2 separate regions of the Homo sapiens genome follow, and region 1 is linked to region 2. The links are chromatin loops, found by intact Hi-C in ENCODE. Cell type or tissue: dorsolateral prefrontal cortex. All regions are shown on one strand. Links, peaks and the distances in the headings refer to the core of each region. The heading gives the core; the rest is flanking DNA.

Region 1 (8,433 bases), core at 206-8,205, 290 kb before region 2:
ACTGCAACCTCTGACTCCTGGGTTCGGGGCCACACTCCTTATGGGGGGCCCATTTTCGTGGGCTTCACTCCCAGAAACCAACAAGTCTTTCATGGTGAAGATCTGAAAATGACCCCTGTGTCTCTGGCAGTGGGTGGCGAAGGCAATCGTGTGAAATATACCCAGTGCCTTCTTCATAACCAAGGCCTGTTCTCCAGGAAACCTTATTGCAGGTGGGGGAGGGATTTCCTCCCACTCCTGCCCCCGCCAGTGTGTCTGTCTCACCTTAGGATAAAAACAAAAAACATAGTAAACGAGGGCCAGAGAGCTTCAAAAGAATAGATTGGGAATATTGCAACCAGGAAAGGACTTGCAGGGATAGGAAGCTATACCCATGCAGAAACACGTGAAGGTAACAGCCTAGGGTCACAGGCCCACTACAACACTGACATGTAATTGGAAGATTATAAAGAACCTCCTCCCCAACACCTACCACAGCCCCAACAGGGCTCCCATATAATAGCAGTGGATTCTGGGACAGACACAGACTCTCTAAGGAGGATTACTCAGGGAAGCCCAAAGTCAAAAGTGGCGGACACAAACAAGGATACTAGAGGAATCTGATGCTTCTGGCACCCATAGCTACAGCAAACATTAAACATGGACCAACTCCTAGCAAGGTTAACATAAAACTTCACACTAGGCCAGGTGCGGTGGCTCATGCCTGTAATCCCAGCACTTTGGGAGGCCAAGGCAGGAGGATCACCTGAAGTCGGGAGTTTGAGACCAGCCTGACCAACATGGAGAACCCCCATCTCTACTAAAAATACAAAATTAGCCAGGTGTGGTGGTACATGTCTGTAATCCCAGCTACTTGGGAGGCTGAGGCAGGAGAATCACTTGAACCCAGGAGGCAGAGGTTGCGGTGAGCCAAGATCCCGCCATTGCACTCCAGCCTGGGCAATAAGAGTGAAACTCCGTCTCAAAAAACAAAACAAAACAAAACAAAACTTCACACTAAAGGCTTATTTCTCTCAGTTCTTACCACCCAATACAATATGTCAGGTTTTCAGCAAGAAATTACAAAGCATGCTAAAAAGTAAGAAAAAAACACAATCTGAAGAGACAACGCAACCATTAGAAATGGACTCATGTAACACAGACGATTCAATCATTAGACAAGGAAGGTAGATATAACTATAATTAATATGCAAAGGGCTCTAATGGAAAAAGACAACAAGCAGAAACAGATGATTAACCTAAGTAGAGAGATGGAAACTCTTAGTAAGAATCAAAAAGATATACTAGAAATTTTAACAAACAAACAATTATGACAGAAATGATAAATGGCTCATCAGAGGACTGACACATCCAAAGTAAGCACCGGTGAATTTGAAGATAGGTCAATTAACACGTCCCAAACTATTCTCTGTGTCTCTTAATATCTCTTTTGTATTTTCTACCTCTTTTCTCTCTAAGACGCATTCTGTGTAATTTCTTCAGTTCTCTTGTCTAATTTAGTAAGTCTGTCTTTGACTGCATCTAATCTGCTACTGTTTATATCCCTCTTCCCTCTTTAGCATATTTGTTGAGTAAACAAACGAATGAATTGGTTGTACATCCCACCAACCCATTGGTTGTACAACTGCCACCAACTGAGTCCTAGGGGTTCTCTTCCCTAAAGGCAGGTTGTGGGTAGCACACAACCTCAGGCTCTGCTTACCTTGACTTGAAAACCTAGTGACAAGAATGTAAGTCTTGGCAGAGAGACAGTCTCTTTATTCACTTTTTAAAAAATTATTAATATATAATTAATATACCATGAAATGCACCATCAGTTTTCCTTTGCTGTGCAAGACATCACCGACAATCTAGCAGCTTACAGCAACCATTCATGTTGTGCACGGTTCTGTGGGTGGTTCTCCTCTGGTCTGGTCAACTGACCTCAGCTGGGCTCACTCATGCACCTATGGTCAGCTAGCAGGTCAGCTGCGAGCCAGAAGGTCCAGGGTGGCTTCACTCACACGCCTGGTAGCCAGCAGACTGTTGGCTGAGGTGATAGGGCTTCTGGGCAACGTGTCTCTCATCATCCAGCAGGCTGGTCCTGTCTCCTCCATATGTGTTCACAGGGGTCTGAGAGCAGAAAGAAGTCAGGCCCCATCATGCCTATGTCACATTTGCTATTGTCTCATTGGATAAGCCAAGTCATGTGGCCAATCTCAGATTCTGTATGGGAAGGGACTGCATAGGGATATGATGCAGAAAGATGTGTGACTGCAGTGGTCTACCCAGATGTTAACTGTTCTATGGCCCCGGTCCTGCTTTCTCTGCTAATGGTCCCTACTCTGTTATCTATTGGTGTGAACAAATGACTCCAAAACTTAGTGGCTTAAAACAGCTATTTTATTTTGATGGGCCAAGAATTTGGAAAAGGCTTGGCTGAGTGATTCATCTCTCATTCAGTTGGTGTCAGCGGGGGTGACTGAGGCTGGAGACTCTACTTCCGAAATGCCTTCTTCACTCCCATGTTTGGAGCCCCAGTGCCTCTGTTTCTCTCTCTCCTCCACACACTGTCTCATCCCCCAGGGCCTCTCTGCATGGCTTGGGCTTCTTACAGCAGGTACATCTCAGGTTGGCTGAATTTACATGACTGCTGGTCTCCTGGAGCAAGCATTCCAGTGAGTGAGGCAGAAGCTGCCAGACTTCACAGGACTTAGTCTAGAGGTCCTGGCATGTCATGCCTGCTGCATTCTGTAGGTCAAGCAAGTCACTAAGACCAGGGCAGATCCAAGGTAGCAGCAGATTCGACTTCATTTCTCAATGAGAACAAAGAATTTCTATCCATCTTTAATCTACCACAGTCTGCCCTGTGGCTACAACTGTTGATACTCCTTTCAAATGCAACACACACTGAATCTCACTGAAGGCCCTCGCAACGTGCACCCAGCCCCACTGGAGACCCCCGTTTGTCTCATCTGTTTGGCTTTGGCTGGAGGTCCAGGACCCTCTGGGCTAATGAACTCCAGTGCACATGGGGTCCTGGGTCCTCCAACACAGTTGTTCTGATCTGAAGAACTGCAACCCAGATACGAGCCATGGGGCCCTTCCACCCACCTAGATTCTGGTGGTGAGACTCTGGGGACCACCAGAATGAACACCCATTCAACAGAGCAGAAAGCAGGAGTACATCACAGTCATTCCATGGCGATCCTGAAATCCACCCTGGCATGTTGCCAGCTCCTGCGCCCTGATGTGATGCAGAAGGAGTGTGACTGCAATGACCCACCCAGATGTCAACTGTTCTGGGGGCCCCTGGGTGAAGAAGATTGTGCCTTCTGGGCTCCTGGCATCATCCTCTGAGTCACTCTTTCTCTTCCATATGAGCTGTCCCTGTTCACAGGTAGGTCCTCAGCTCGGCCTTCCTCCTACCTTAGGAAGATAGAGAACACCACTGGTACAATTTTGTTAAAAGGTTTGAGAGGTTCTTCCAGACCAACTAAAAATCAGCTGGATTGGATCAAAGCTGCCCTGGCATTGCCTGCTGAGGCTGGCCTATCTTCACCCTGGGCAGCCGGCTATGGAACAGCACCCAAACATGCCTGGAAGCCTCATTGACTGGCTGGGAGCATCGGTGGGGCACCCCCTGAAGATGTTTAAAGGCTCTTTTGTTTAGCTGAGAGGGCAGTGAGCCACCCCCTTCCTTCTCTCTGAGGTCTGGACAAGAGCGCTTCCAGCTGCGCTGGCTTGCAGCCACACATTTCTGCCCCGAGATCATTGTTTGTACTGAGAATCTTCGTTGGGAGAGCTTGAGGGTGACACAGTTTTGTTTTTGAACTGAGCAAGTCCTGGGTCTTTTATGTTCACTCTAACTTCTGCTAAGAATTTAACTGTTCCTTAAGCTGACCCCCTCTCTCTTTGTATTTTATCACAGGCAAAGCTGGCTGCCTGGAAGGGTCCCCTGTCAGATCCACCGGTGGGTGAGCTGCCCTTTCTCTTTTGCAGGTCAAACTTTCCATTACTGTCACCATGTAACAGGGGCCCTTTCCTCCAGCCTCCAGTAATGTCCTCGCCACCCTCACCCTTAGAGCCCTCACCAATGATTCCCCATGCTGCCTCCCATCATCTTGTCCCCAAACCAATGACCCATGGTGAACTTTTCCTTATTAACATTTTTAAAATAAAATTGTATGTATTTAAGATATACAACATTTGAACATACACATAGTGAAATGACTACTATATATTTCATTGTATATATTTAAGATATACAACATTTGAACATACACATAGTGAAATGATTACTATAGTCAAGCCAATTAACAGAGTCATCACTCCACAAAGTTACCTTTTTTAAATGAGAGCACCTGAAATCTATTCTCAGCAAATTTCCAGCATATAATATAGTACTGACTACAGTCCTCATGCTGTACATTAGAGCTCTAGACTAATTCATCCCACATAACTGCAATTTTATACCCTTTGATCAACATCCCCCCATACCCACTCCTGCCCCTGGTAACCACCGTTTCTCTTTCTGATTCTATGTATTCACCTTTTAAAGATTCTACAAATACATGCAGTATTTTTCTTTCTGTGTCTGGATCATTTCACTTGGTATGATGTCTTCTGGATTCATCCATGTTGTTGCAAATGGCAGTATCTTTTCCTTTTTTATGGCTGAATAGTACTCCATTGTGTATATGGACCTCATTTTCTTTACCCATTCATCCACTGATGGACACTTAGGTTGACTCCATTTCTTGGCTGTTGTGAATGGTGTTGCAATAAGCATGGGGGTGCAGATATCCCTTTGATATGCTGATATCATTTCCTTTGGCTACATACCCAGCTGTGAGATTACTGGGTCATACAGTAGTTCTAGTTTTAGCTTTCTGAGGAAGCTTCATACTGTTTGCCACGATGGCAGTACTTATTCCCACCAGCAGCATGCAAGGTTGCAAGGTTTCCTTTTCTCCACAACCTCAACACTGCTATTTTTTGTCTTTTTGACAACAGCCATTCTAACAGGTGTGAGGCGGTATCCCATTGTGGTTTTAAATGTGTCAGGTTGGTGCAAAAGTAATTACGGTTTTCCATTACTTTCCATTGCAAAATCTGCAATTACTTTTGCACCAACATAACACATTTCTCTGATGATTAGCGATGCTGAGCATTTTTCATGTACCTGTTGGCCATTTGTATGTCTTCTTTTGGGAAATGTCTATTCAGACCCTTTGCCCATTTAAAAATTGGATGATTTGTTTTCTTGTTATTGGATCATTTGAGTTCCTTGTATATTTTGGATGTGAGTCCCTTAGTGGGTGAATGGTGTGTGAAAATGTCCTCCCGTTCCTCAGGCGCCTTCTCCTGGTGCTCACGGCTGCCTTTCCTGCACTGGAACTTTGTCGTTTGGTGCAATCCCGCCTGTTTATTGTTTTGTTGCCTGAACTTTTGGTGTCATCTCCGAAAATCCAAGTTCAGGAGCTTCCGCCTGTGTGTTCTACCCATTTAATGGTTGTAGGCCTTACATCTAAGTCTTTAATCCATTTTGAGTTGATTTTTGTGGATGGTGTGAGATCAGGGCCAATGACCCATGTCTAAAGATTTTGTTACAGCAGCACGCCCACCTTCCAGGTATCAGATTATATTCTGGTGACTTATTGCTGTGTAATAAATGACCCCAAAATGTGGTGGCTTAAAACACCCCCCCATTTTATTTGGCTCCTTATTTTGTGGGTTCAGGTTTGGAAAGGGCTCAGCTGGGAGGTTTTTCTCGGATCCACATGGTGTCTACCGTGCCCACTTCCCAGATGGCATCTTCTCCCACATGCCTGGTGCCTGGGTGCCACGTGGTTCCTCCTCCTCTACATGGGAGTCCACGGCTTCTCACGGCATGGCCAGGGAGTAAACATGTTACCCTGAAGATTTCCAAGTGAGTTGGGTAAAAGTCACAGGACTCTTGACTCAGCCTTGGGAGTCCCAGATGTCACTTCTGCCAAATTCCATTGGTCAAGCAAGTCGCCGGTTAAGGCCAGTGCAGGCTCAACGGGGCGGGTGGATCAGAGTCCATTTCTCCAGGGAGGAGAAACAAGAAATTTGCTACCATCTTGAATCTACCATGGTCTCTGGAGCCCGGCCCCTTGCCTCCCAAGCTAGATCCTAGCTTCTTCGGCCTCTCTTTGCTGTCTCTGTCCCACCAGGAGAACAATAGGGGTGGGTGCCCTCCAGGCCTGTAGGGACCCAGCCAGTTTCTCCTAACCCGGGCAGCTCTGGCCCAGAGGGATTGTACATGGCAGTCCAGGGGTTGGGGGCTGGGGTGGTCAGGCTGGAACGGGAGCGGCCAGGGGCAGGGGACAGGAATGTGGGGGAACACTGGTCCTAGGGAAGGCCAGGAGGCCTGAGGAGGAGGCCAGCGGATCCCAGCAGGTGAGGGAGACAGTGGGGCAGGAGGGGAGTGAGGATGGGGGATTGTGACGGCCCCTTCTCCCAGCATGAACCTCCCAAGCCGGCTGTGGATGTCTTGCAGCTTTGCTCCTTGGAGCTGGGGCCCCCACTGTGGTGACTGGCCGCTGCCTCCTGCTGTGGTCCCTCCCCCAGATTCCAGCATTGCAGATAATAAGTGAAGGGGCTCCCAGTGCCAGCCCTGCCCACTTCTGAACAATAGTGAGTGTCCTCAGGCACTCAGAGCCCAATGAGGAAGAAAGACACATGACTGGCTGGCAAAGCCCTATTGTGAGGGGCACGGAGGGAAGGGGCGGGAGGACCCCGGGTCGGCTGCTGGGTGGCCTCGTGGTACAGAGACCTAAGGGGTGGGAAGGAGGCCCTCAGGGAGGAGCAGAGGCTCTGTACCGACAGGTGGGCTGGCCCCTCATCCACCCATGTCCTCTCCTGGAGCCTCAGTCTGTCCATCTGTCAAATGGGCAGAGGGACAGCACCATCTCATGGAGCTGTCGTCGGGGCTGCAGGCTGTGAATCTGAAGGCTTGGCACATGGGAGGTCCTCACGAGGATGAGATTCTTCGCTGTGTTGTCGAGTTTTCCCAGCAGAGGGAAGCGTGCAGAGGCGCAGCAGAGCCTGGTGTGCTGGAGGAACAGACGTGTGGTCGGGGGGCTGGAGGCACGGGCTGTGAAGTGAGGTAGGGGTTGAGGGTCAGGTTTTGCTGGGAGAGCCTTGACTTCTGTCTCACAGCGGAAAACCAGAGTCCTTCAAGCAGGGAGTGACTGGAGTCCCAATTTGGTTTCTCAATTATCAGGGAGGAGGGTGAGCTCTAGGGGTTGCCAGGGAGATGGGGGTCTCCGTGGTGGGTGCAGGGCTTGCTGGAACTGTTCTGGAGGTCCCTGGAGATAGAGGGGCCCTGGGTTGGCCCTGGAGCCCCCGGTGGTGCTAGAGAACTTGGCATCTGGGTGTAGGCTCTGCCGGGGGCTGTGTCCCTGCCCAGTGGCCCTGGCTGGCCTTGTCTGGAGAAAGCTCCACCATGTTTGGCCCTGGGTGGCGGCTCCATCAAGGCCACTGCCAGCCGCTGGCCCTCAGCCCTTCCAGGAGCCTGCTCGGGAGCTGCCGGGACATTGCTCTGCATCGTAATGACGCGTGCTGGCTCTCGAGGAAGGATGTGACATTCAGCATCCAGGAAATTCATTGTTATTGCCGCACACTGAATGCCAAATGAACCCATAACGGTGGTGGGACTGAGCTGAAATATTATCCAGGTTTCAAGTGACTCTGGATTATTGCAAACACACAGGGCAGGGGGAGTGGGTGGAGGGGTTGTGCAGACGCAGGTCTGGGACAGCGGCTGGCAACAGGAAAAGGGGACAGAGTTGGAGGCAACAGGTTGCAGCTGCTGGGGGCAGGGGGCTGGGGGCAGGGGGCTGGGGGCTGGGGGCAGGGGGCTGGGGGCTGGGGGCTGGGGGCAGGGGGCTGGGGGCTGGGGGCTGGGGGCTGGGGGTTGTGGGCTGGGGGCTGGGGGCCGGGGGCAGGGGGCTGGGGGCTGGGGGCTGGGGGCTGGGGGCCGGGGGCAGGGGGCTGGGGGCTGGGGGCTGGGGGCTGGGGGCAGGGGCTGGGGGCTGGGGGCTGGGGCAGGCAGGGCCGGAGCCTCTCTCAGTAGCTCTTTGCTGCCCCAGGGAGGTCCTGGTCACAGCACGTGGGCTGACGTGGCTGCTCAGAATGGGGGTGCGTCCACCAGCGGTGGCTCCCCGGCACAGCAGGCCCCAAGTTGGCCCCGCCCCTGAGGCCCGCCCGAGGGTGAAGGCTTCTACAGGGGGTCTCCGATGGCAGCTGCCTGACCAGTGCAGCACCCGCAAGCTGCACTCCAGCTTGGGGCTCCCTTCCCTGTCCTCCCGTCCACTGTCACCTTGCACAGCCTTCGACTCGCTCTCCTGACTGGGACCGGCCTCTCCCAGCCAAGCTGGGCCCCTGGGAGAGCCCCCACACTAGGTCTGCACCCCGTGGTCTCCC
Region 2 (8,433 bases), core at 387-8,386:
TGGACATGAACACCCAGGTACCCCATGGCCTGCTGACCTCAAAGGGGAGAGGGCCCAGCTCCAGCAGCCCTGCCCCGCACCACCCCAGAGGGAGCCCAGAGATGGGTTGTCACGGCCAGGACACTACAGGGAGGGCCAACGGGACCAGGGGCTTCAAGCCGACAGCTTAGGGGGTGTTTTCTCTGCAGAAAACCCCTCTGCTCCCCAGCGGAGAAGCTGTGCCTGCACCTGGGATCTGCTTTGCATGTAGAGGGGGCAGTAGCCCCACACAGGAGGGGCTGACAGGGCCAGAGCACAGCCGAGACGCCGCGGCAACCCACAGAAGATTCCAGGACACAAGCCCACAGCCCACGGTGGACTGGGCAGGGGAGCAGTCGTGGGCTCCACACGTCCCAGAACGCCAAGCTGCCTGAATCGGGGAGGGGCTGGGGGTCGGCACACACAGGAGGCAAAGGGCATGGAGGGGCATCCCCAATCCCATCAACCCCGAAAGCCCCCGGGGGCCGGCCTAGGCGCCCCATGGACCTGCAGTTGATGGGGCCTGGTGCACGCCCGGAGGATGGGCCCTCAATAGCAGCATGAACAAGTAGCCCGGAGCCAGGAGATGCACCTGCCGCCCCAGGGAAGTCCCCGCCCTGGGAGGGTTGGGGTGTGGCAGCCAGTGGGGGTAGCTTCAGCTTCATCCACAGTTGAAGGATGTCTGGAAGGTGGGGAAGGAAGGGCCTCGCCCGCAGGACTGGCCGGGCCTGCCAGGAGGTTGGTTCAGTCTCGCCCTGCTGGGGGATGCATCCTGAGTGGAGGGGGCTTTCCAGCCTGCAAGGGTCACACAGGAAGCCTAGGGTCACTGGTGATGAGAGGACAGGGCTCCAAGGGGCTGGGCCATGTGACCCTGGCCCCACATCCCCTCTGAGGGGCTGGGCCGTGTGATCCTGGCCCCACATCCCCTCAAGGGGCTGGGCTGTGATCCTGGCCCCCACATCCCCTCAAGGGGCTGGGCTGTTTGATTCTGGCCCCACATCCCCTCAAGGGGCTGGGCTGTGTGATCCTGGCCCCACATCCCCTCTGAGGTTGAGGTGCGAGGATTCCACGCGTGTCCCCTCTCCTGCCCCGCATCCTCACCCGTGCTCTACCAGCATCCCAGCCCCGGCTCTTGCACCCATCCCTCCATCCTTTCTTCCCTCCCGCCTCCTTCCATTCCAACTGTGTGAGCTAGCTTGGGCACCGTGAGTGCGTACCACCCACCGGGGGTTTAAACCACAGACACCTCACCGTCCTGGGGGTGGAGATCAGGCGCAGTGCTGCACTGGGGCCCCGGGAAGCAGAAGACGGCTCCTGGCACATCTCCTGGGTGCATCTGTGGATTGCTGGGGCCCCCAGCAGCTCTCCCAATCCCCAGAAACCCCTCCTGGATCTGCTGTATCCACCTGGAGCCTCTTGGTGCACAGCGGCACACACAATACCTCCACTCTCCACCCCGAAGGATGCCCACTGCAGCGGGGTCCTCATCCACCCAGCCTCCAGCCACCCCATCCTAGGGCCACCGGGGTCCCCAGCCAGCTTCTAATTGTCACCCACGGCCAGTGCTCTTGGCTCTGGAGGAAGGAGATGGAGGCTTCGCTTGACGTTCATTCCTCATGGGTGTGGAGAGGCCCCCTCCAGGGCCCCTTCCCCTCACCCCACCCGGCAACCAGAACCGCGAATACTTCACACGGTACTTTGAATTTAATGGTTCACATGGGCTCCTCTCTGAGCTACTGCCTTTTATTTTATGACTAAATTAATATTATACATACAAGAGCACATTTAAGACACCCGCCAGAGGAGCAGGAACGGTGGTCGTGTGGGAAAGGATACATTTTTACGCACACGCGTCTCCGGGCCATTAACGGGCCGCGCGTCCATCTGTGTCCACAGCTGACCTTAATCCTGTCCCAGCGCCTGGGGCCTGAAGCTCGTGGAATCACCCGCCTCACGTGTCTTTGCGGCCCACTAATTTGTGCGTGTTCAGGATATATTGGGTTTCATAATTTTTATATGCAAATCAATAAAAAGCCCTTTGCTATCTCATTTAAATCAGCGAATAATTAACCAGGCTGTCCAGCCCACCTCCATTCTCCTCAAATCCCTGGAAGTGAGAGGGGCCAGCACTGACCAGGAGAGCAGGGTCCCAGGGCCCCCTCTGGACAGACTGCCCACACAGTGGGCGCTGGGTCTGCTGGACCCAGGAGGCCTGGGGGGCTGACCACCTCCTCCGGGACATGGTCAGAGCAATGGCCTGAGCCAGCCCTGCGAAGACCCTGGCTCCGAGAGAGCGGGGACAGTGACAGTGCTTCAGACAGTCACCCACTGAGGAACGGGCACCACCCGTCGCCCGAGACCTGTGTCGCCACCCACTGAGGAACGGGCACCACCCGTCGCCCGAGACCTGTGTCGCCACCCACTGAGGAACGGGCACCACCCGTCGCCCGAGACCTGTGTCGCCACCCACTGAGGAACGGGCACCACCCGTCGTCCGAGACCTGTGTCGCCACCCACTGAGGAACGGGCACCACCCGTCGTCCGAGACCTGTGTCGCCACCCACTGAGGAACGGGTACGACCTGTCATCCGAGACGTGTGTCACCACCCACGCACTCTGCACTCCAAGGCTCCACACAGAGAAACAAGGGCGTCGGGGATGCTAAGTCCAAATGCGATTCAGGGGAGCCCAGCTCTGGGAGTGGGGCATCTTAGGGCACCTTCATTCTGTGATTTTGCTTTTTTTCCCTGTTTATGGATGCGTAAGAGTGAGCTATGATAAAATCCTATGAGTAAGTCTGATAGCTCTCCCATGCATGTGAAGTGGAGCTTCTATGTGATAAAGCACTGTGTCATAGTTTTACAGGCAGCATTTTTTCTTTCTTAGAGGTACATAAAACAACAGCGCACCTTATAATCAGCGGCATTCAACAAAATGGTTAAAAAATAATACCCCGCAGTCCAGCAGGGTCTATGCAAGAGGAGGAAGAATGGCTCACATTAGATCAGACCCTCAGGTGACTCACCAGTCTGCTACAAGGACTAAGGGCCAAAAAAACCGCATGAATTATCTCAATAGACACAGAAGACCCATATAAAGTTCAACACCTATTTATAATTTCTAAAAACTCTCACAAGGCTACAAATAAAAGAGAACATCTTTAACCTGAAAAAACCTACTTTCCAGAAACCCCCAGGAAACATCAGACTTCACAGAGAAATCTAAGACACAATCTCTTCCAGACTAGAAATCAAGGGCGACCCTTATCACCACTCAGTTTAACATAATCTCGAAAGTCCCAGGAAACACTGCAAACAAAAAAAAAAAAATAAGAAATGAAGAGGTGTAAGGACTGGAAAGGAAGAGATAAAACTGTCACGACTGGTGGATAACGTGGCCATCTATGTAGAAAATGTCACTGAATCAACAAACTACTGGGACGAACAGTTACAAGATAAACCTACAAAAATCAATAATGTGACTCTATGGCAACAATAATCAGCCAGAAAATAAGATACCATTCAGCAACTGAAGCAATTAAGTGGATAGGAATTAAATTACCAAGGGACGGGCTGGCCGTTCGCTAAGAAAATTCTGGAACTCAGTGAAAGGACCCAGCCAAGCCACTGAAAGGAGAAGGCAGCATGGTCAGCTCGGGAGTGACCAGCAGCACAGCCCACGACGTCGCCAAATTAGCTTCTAGATTAGTGCAACGCAAAGCAAAGTTCCAGCAGGCATTTTAAAGACACCCGACCACAGCCCTATTCTCGGCACGTGATGGAAGAAGGGGCGTCCCTGAATGACAGGCTGATTGAAAAGCCAAGAGAAAGGGCTCACTCCACCAGAATGAAGATAAACTATGAAGCCATGGAAATGAAAGATAAAAATAAAAGCCAGCACGCTGCCGGTGACGGAGCAAGCCCACCCTGAACAGACTCAGGGACGTGTGGGAACTCCTTAGGTAAAAGGTGACTCCTACAAATCAAGGAGAACACAGCGTAGGGGAAAGTGGCTCGTTATACGGAGACAAAAAGTCACGCCGGCCGCAGATGGACTAAAGGGGAAACTGACAAACACAGCAGGGAGGCTAGGCAGGGCTCGGGGAGGAGGCGCACCCTCAGGACCGTGTTCACGCAACCCTAGCACCAAAGACCACCAGTAACCACCCTCCATGTCCGCACCAAAGTCAACAAAAGAAAGATGCCCCCTGACCACAGATGGAGAGTGGGCTGAAGGGAGCCTGGGGACCCCGCTGGGCTGTCCCCTGAAAGTGGCACCAAGCCTGCTGGAAGGCATCATCTGCTGGGCCCGAGGCCCACCCCAGACAACGCCAGCACTCTGGACCCCTCCTGCCAGCACTCAGCCACCCCCTGCCCACTCAGTCTTACCGAGGTGTGCATGGCCGACAGAGTTCAGGCACTGACTTTGCAGCTGGAGACAGGGCCTTGACCTCAGGGACTTTGGAGGTGTTGGGACCGGTCAGTGGGGACCCATTCTGTGGGACTTGGGCATGGAGAGCAGGTGCGGGCCAGGATGTAGCTGGGGCCACGGGCTGCACGGGGGGGGCCTCAGGGGCAAGTCCAGGGATTGTTCCAGCCCCCACTCCCAGGTCCCCCTGGAGACCCCACTTCCCTGATGGCCAACCGCAGTCCCAGCTTCAAACAGGTTCTTTGAGGGGGAGGAGAAGCAATCTCCTTCATATAAATGTTTAATTGGGAATTAATATGGATGAGGCTCTGGAGTGATGAGGCTGTGGGTTTAATAAATATTAACAAGGAATAGGCCTCCCCTTCCTGTGCTCTGTGCTAATCCCTCTGTGTAGCATCCATTATTCACCGTGTTTCTCAACGCCAACCCCGGGGATGGGGGTGGGGTCCTTCCTCCTGGGGCTCCTTCCATGGAGGTACTTTGAATCCCTGGCCTCGGGGGCTGAGGGTTCTACTACAGGATGGATGGATCGGCTTTCTGTGGGTGTGGAACTCTGACCACAAGGACACTCACTGGCCCATCTTCCATTGGCACAGACACACACTCACTGACCAGGAAATCTATATTCCAGCCTTACCTTCAGCCCCACTGGGCTCCTGCCACTGATGCCACCTCCACCAGGAAGCCCACCTGGTCTGCCCACAGGGAGCAGCACCCGTCCCTCAGGGCAGCCACAATCCTCTCTCCTGACCTGGCAGGGGCTCGGAGACCCAGCGACCCCGCCCAGCCCGCTGCAGGTGGGCTGCTGTGAGGGGACCCAGTTCTCTGATTGGACTCCACCAAGGGGTCCAGACCCTGTCCACACTGCTGCCTGGCCGGGCCGCAGGTGGAGCTCCGGCGCCCTCGTGTGGCCCGTGTGTGCAGGACCTCAGCCGTGCTGCCCCATGGGAGGATCCAGGGAGCCGAGCACAAGATCAGCGATTACCCAGGTCACAGTCCCAGGATGCACAGAGCCCGCGTGTGGCACTAGGAGCGAGCCCCACCCTCGGCTTGGGTTTGCACGGTCCCGGCAGTGCACTCGCTTCATAACCTGAGAACGTCCCTGTCCACACAGAGGAACAGCCCTCCTGCCTGAGCTTCCACCCCTACACTGGTCAGGCCCCCTCTGCTGCAGCTGCCCCCGGAATTCCTTGCAGGGATTGAGGGGTGGAGCCCGGGACCTCTGCTGCCCAGGCCCACTGAATATTGGGCAGCCCAAAGCCCTGACCCTACCTCCCCCTTGGCTCCTACACACCCCTGGGCACGTGTGCCTAGGGGCAGCACAGCCCCTCCCATCCATGGGATGCCAACCCCCTCTAGTGATGCCCACCACGTGCGGGGTCTCAAAGGCCCAGTCCTGTGCCCTGCCCACCCTCCTCATCCCTAGTGAGGATGGCCCCCCATCCCTGGTGCGCACGGCCCCCCATCCCCAGCATGGATGGCTTTGTGGCCTTAACGGGACCCTCCATGAATCTCCATGGGAAGTACAAGACCCATCCCCTAGTGCCTGCTCCACCCTCGGAGGGGCAGGACCGATGGGTTTCTGTGCCCACTCCACCCCTTTATCTGTTCCTCCTCCCCTGGGGCCCCACCAAAGCCACGAGGAGGGGAGGCAGGGGAAACAGCCCCCATTGGCTCCTGAGTTGACCCCAGCAAAGCACCCACACAGAGGCAGAAGCGGGGGGTCCTAAGAGGCCAGCTGTATCCAGGGGCTTCAAGATGCCCCCTGCACTCACTCAGCACCACCCTCACCCCACCCAGCCGGGCCGGACAGATAAGGGCCTGGGCCACGGGTCAGGAGCAGAGGGTGCTGGGGGCACAGACCTGTGAGGGTCGTGGGGGTGAAGGACCTCAGGCTGGAAAGACCCCAATGAGTGAGAAAGCCAGATCCCCATCCTTCCCAGCCCCCACCGTCCCCACTGCCCCCACTCACCCCCCGCCCAGGTATCCCCTGAGAAGGCAGGCTGGGGAGACAGGGAGAGGACAGTTAGGGTGAAGGGGACCAGGGCTGTGCTGGGGCTGGGCCGCTCTCACTCCATCCCTTAAGCCCCTTCCTCTCTCCAGCCTGCCCCCTCCACACCCAGCCTGCCCACTCCCGCCACCCCTCCCTGGCATCCCACAGCTGTGACCACAGCTGGGACACCACGGAGCACTCACCACAGCACTCGGAGCAGCCAAACCCTCCCCTTGGCCACAAGGACCTTCCCAGTGGCCCTCTCCAGTCTCACCTGCAAGCACCCCTCTGCTTACGCTCACAGAGGAGTGAATGCGTGAAGGCCCCACGGGGTGAATGAATGCGTGAAGGCCCCACGGGGTGAATGAAGGAGTGAAGGCCCCATCAGGTGAATGAAGTAGTGAAGGCCCCACGGGGTGAATGAATGAGTGAAGGTCCCACGGCGTGAATGAAGGATTGAAGGCCCCATCAGGTGAAGGAATGAATGAAGGCCCCACAGGGTGAATGAATGAGTGAAGGCCCCACGGCGTGAATGAAGGATTGAAGGCCCCATCAGGTGAAGGAATGAGTGAAGGCCCCACAGGGTGAAGGAATGAGTGAAGGCCCCACAGCGTGAATGAAGGAGTGAAGGCCCCATCAGGTGAAGGAACGCGTGAAAGCCTCATCAGGTGAATGAATGAGTGAAGGCCCCATCAGGGTGAATGAATGAGTGCAGGCCCCACAGGGTGAGTGAGGAGTGAAGGTGGCTCTGCAGCCTGCCCGGGGCCTGGTGAGTCTCACAAGCCCCGCATTCGCGCGGCCTGGTCTTTGTCCAGCAGAGTCTGAGCAGAGTCCCCTCCGTCTGCCCTGGCCCTGGGACCCCCTCTCTCCTCGACCCAGGGGAGGAGTCCATGCTCAGCCCAGGGCTGCTGGGAGATGAACCCGACTGCCTGTGGCTGCACCCCTGTGTCAGCCACCACTGCGGGTTTCAAGGCTGAAGCTCCACTTCCTTCCTCCCAGAAAGTCTCAGCACAGGACTCCATCCGGGATCCCTCAAGGTCGGAACGGCCCCGGGCCCACAGGGTGGGCCTTGTGGAGACATTTCTGCCAAGATGGAACTGAGAGCCGTCTCGGTGGTGGGAGAGGACAGCCTGCCTGGGGCTCGGGGGGAGGAAGCTGTTCTCGGGGCCTTTTCTGACCAGCTCTGAGCACTCTCTGGGACCAAGGCCTCTGGAGCACGGAGGCCTGGGGGCTGTGCTGGTCACCCACACACAGGACAGCCCCTGAGCCAGAGACAGCCATGCTCAGAACCCAGAGACCAGAGGCCCCAAGGGGAATGGCACCCTCCCCCACACCCAACCTGGTCAAGTCAGTGGAGCCACCGCCTGGCCTGGGGCTGGGCAGCCCACGGTGGTCCCAGAGGAGGAGAGTTGCCATGTAGTGACAGCCCCACAGAGGGGCACATGGAAGCACCCGGACCGGTCCGACCCCAGAAAGGCTCAGGCACTTGGGTGCTGGAAGAGGTGGGAGAGGCAGGACTGGGCTGCATGGAGGACGCCATCCACGGCCGCCCCTGGGCAGTCACCATGGTCCTGGGCAGTTACACCTACCACAGGGGACCACTGGCTCAGCTTCCTCCCCACAGCGTTCACTCCTCAAAATCCAGCTCTGGCGACCGCTGGTGCTTCCGCAGACTTAAGGGGAATTGTGTTATGAACCGGAAGGGAATTTCTCTGCTTTGGAGGCTGGGTGTGGTGGCTCACGCCTATAATCCCAACACTTTGGGAGGCCAATGCGGGCGGATCACAAGTTCAGGAGTTCAAGACCAGCCTGGCCAACATAGTGAAACCCCATCTCTACTAAAAATACAAAAAAAATTAGCTGGGCATGGTGACGGGTGCCTGTAATTCCAGCTACTCGGGAGGCTGAGGCAGGAGAATCACTTGAACCTGGGAGGCTGGGGTTGCAGTGAGCTGAGATCACACCATTGCAGCACTGCAGCCTGGGAGACAAGA

What was found. A loop is a pair of places that touch in the nucleus more often than their neighbours do. Peaks named below come from ENCODE experiments on the same cell type or tissue, not always from the same donor. Only the 100,000 strongest peaks of a DNase experiment are listed, where the experiment ranks them.
Region 1: it touches region 2 in a loop (2.8-fold over the local background); 2 of 110 quality-filtered maps call a loop at or near these places.

What each region holds. Positions count from the first base shown.
Region 1 is chr14:104,346,974-104,355,406 of GRCh38, forward strand. No RefSeq gene overlaps it. Among named protein-coding and RNA genes, the nearest start is that of LINC02691, 130 kb to the left of the region's middle. In dorsolateral prefrontal cortex, for the core only: a CTCF peak has its summit at 3,636; DNase peaks (open chromatin) are centred at 3,208 and 3,668; H3K27ac peaks cover 973 bases; H3K27me3 peaks cover 1,947 bases.
Region 2 is chr14:104,634,803-104,643,235 of GRCh38, forward strand. No RefSeq gene overlaps it. Among named protein-coding and RNA genes, the nearest start is that of LINC02280, 27 kb to the right of the region's middle. In dorsolateral prefrontal cortex, for the core only: a CTCF peak has its summit at 5,351 (motif pointing left); a DNase peak (open chromatin) is centred at 5,359; H3K27me3 peaks cover 880 bases.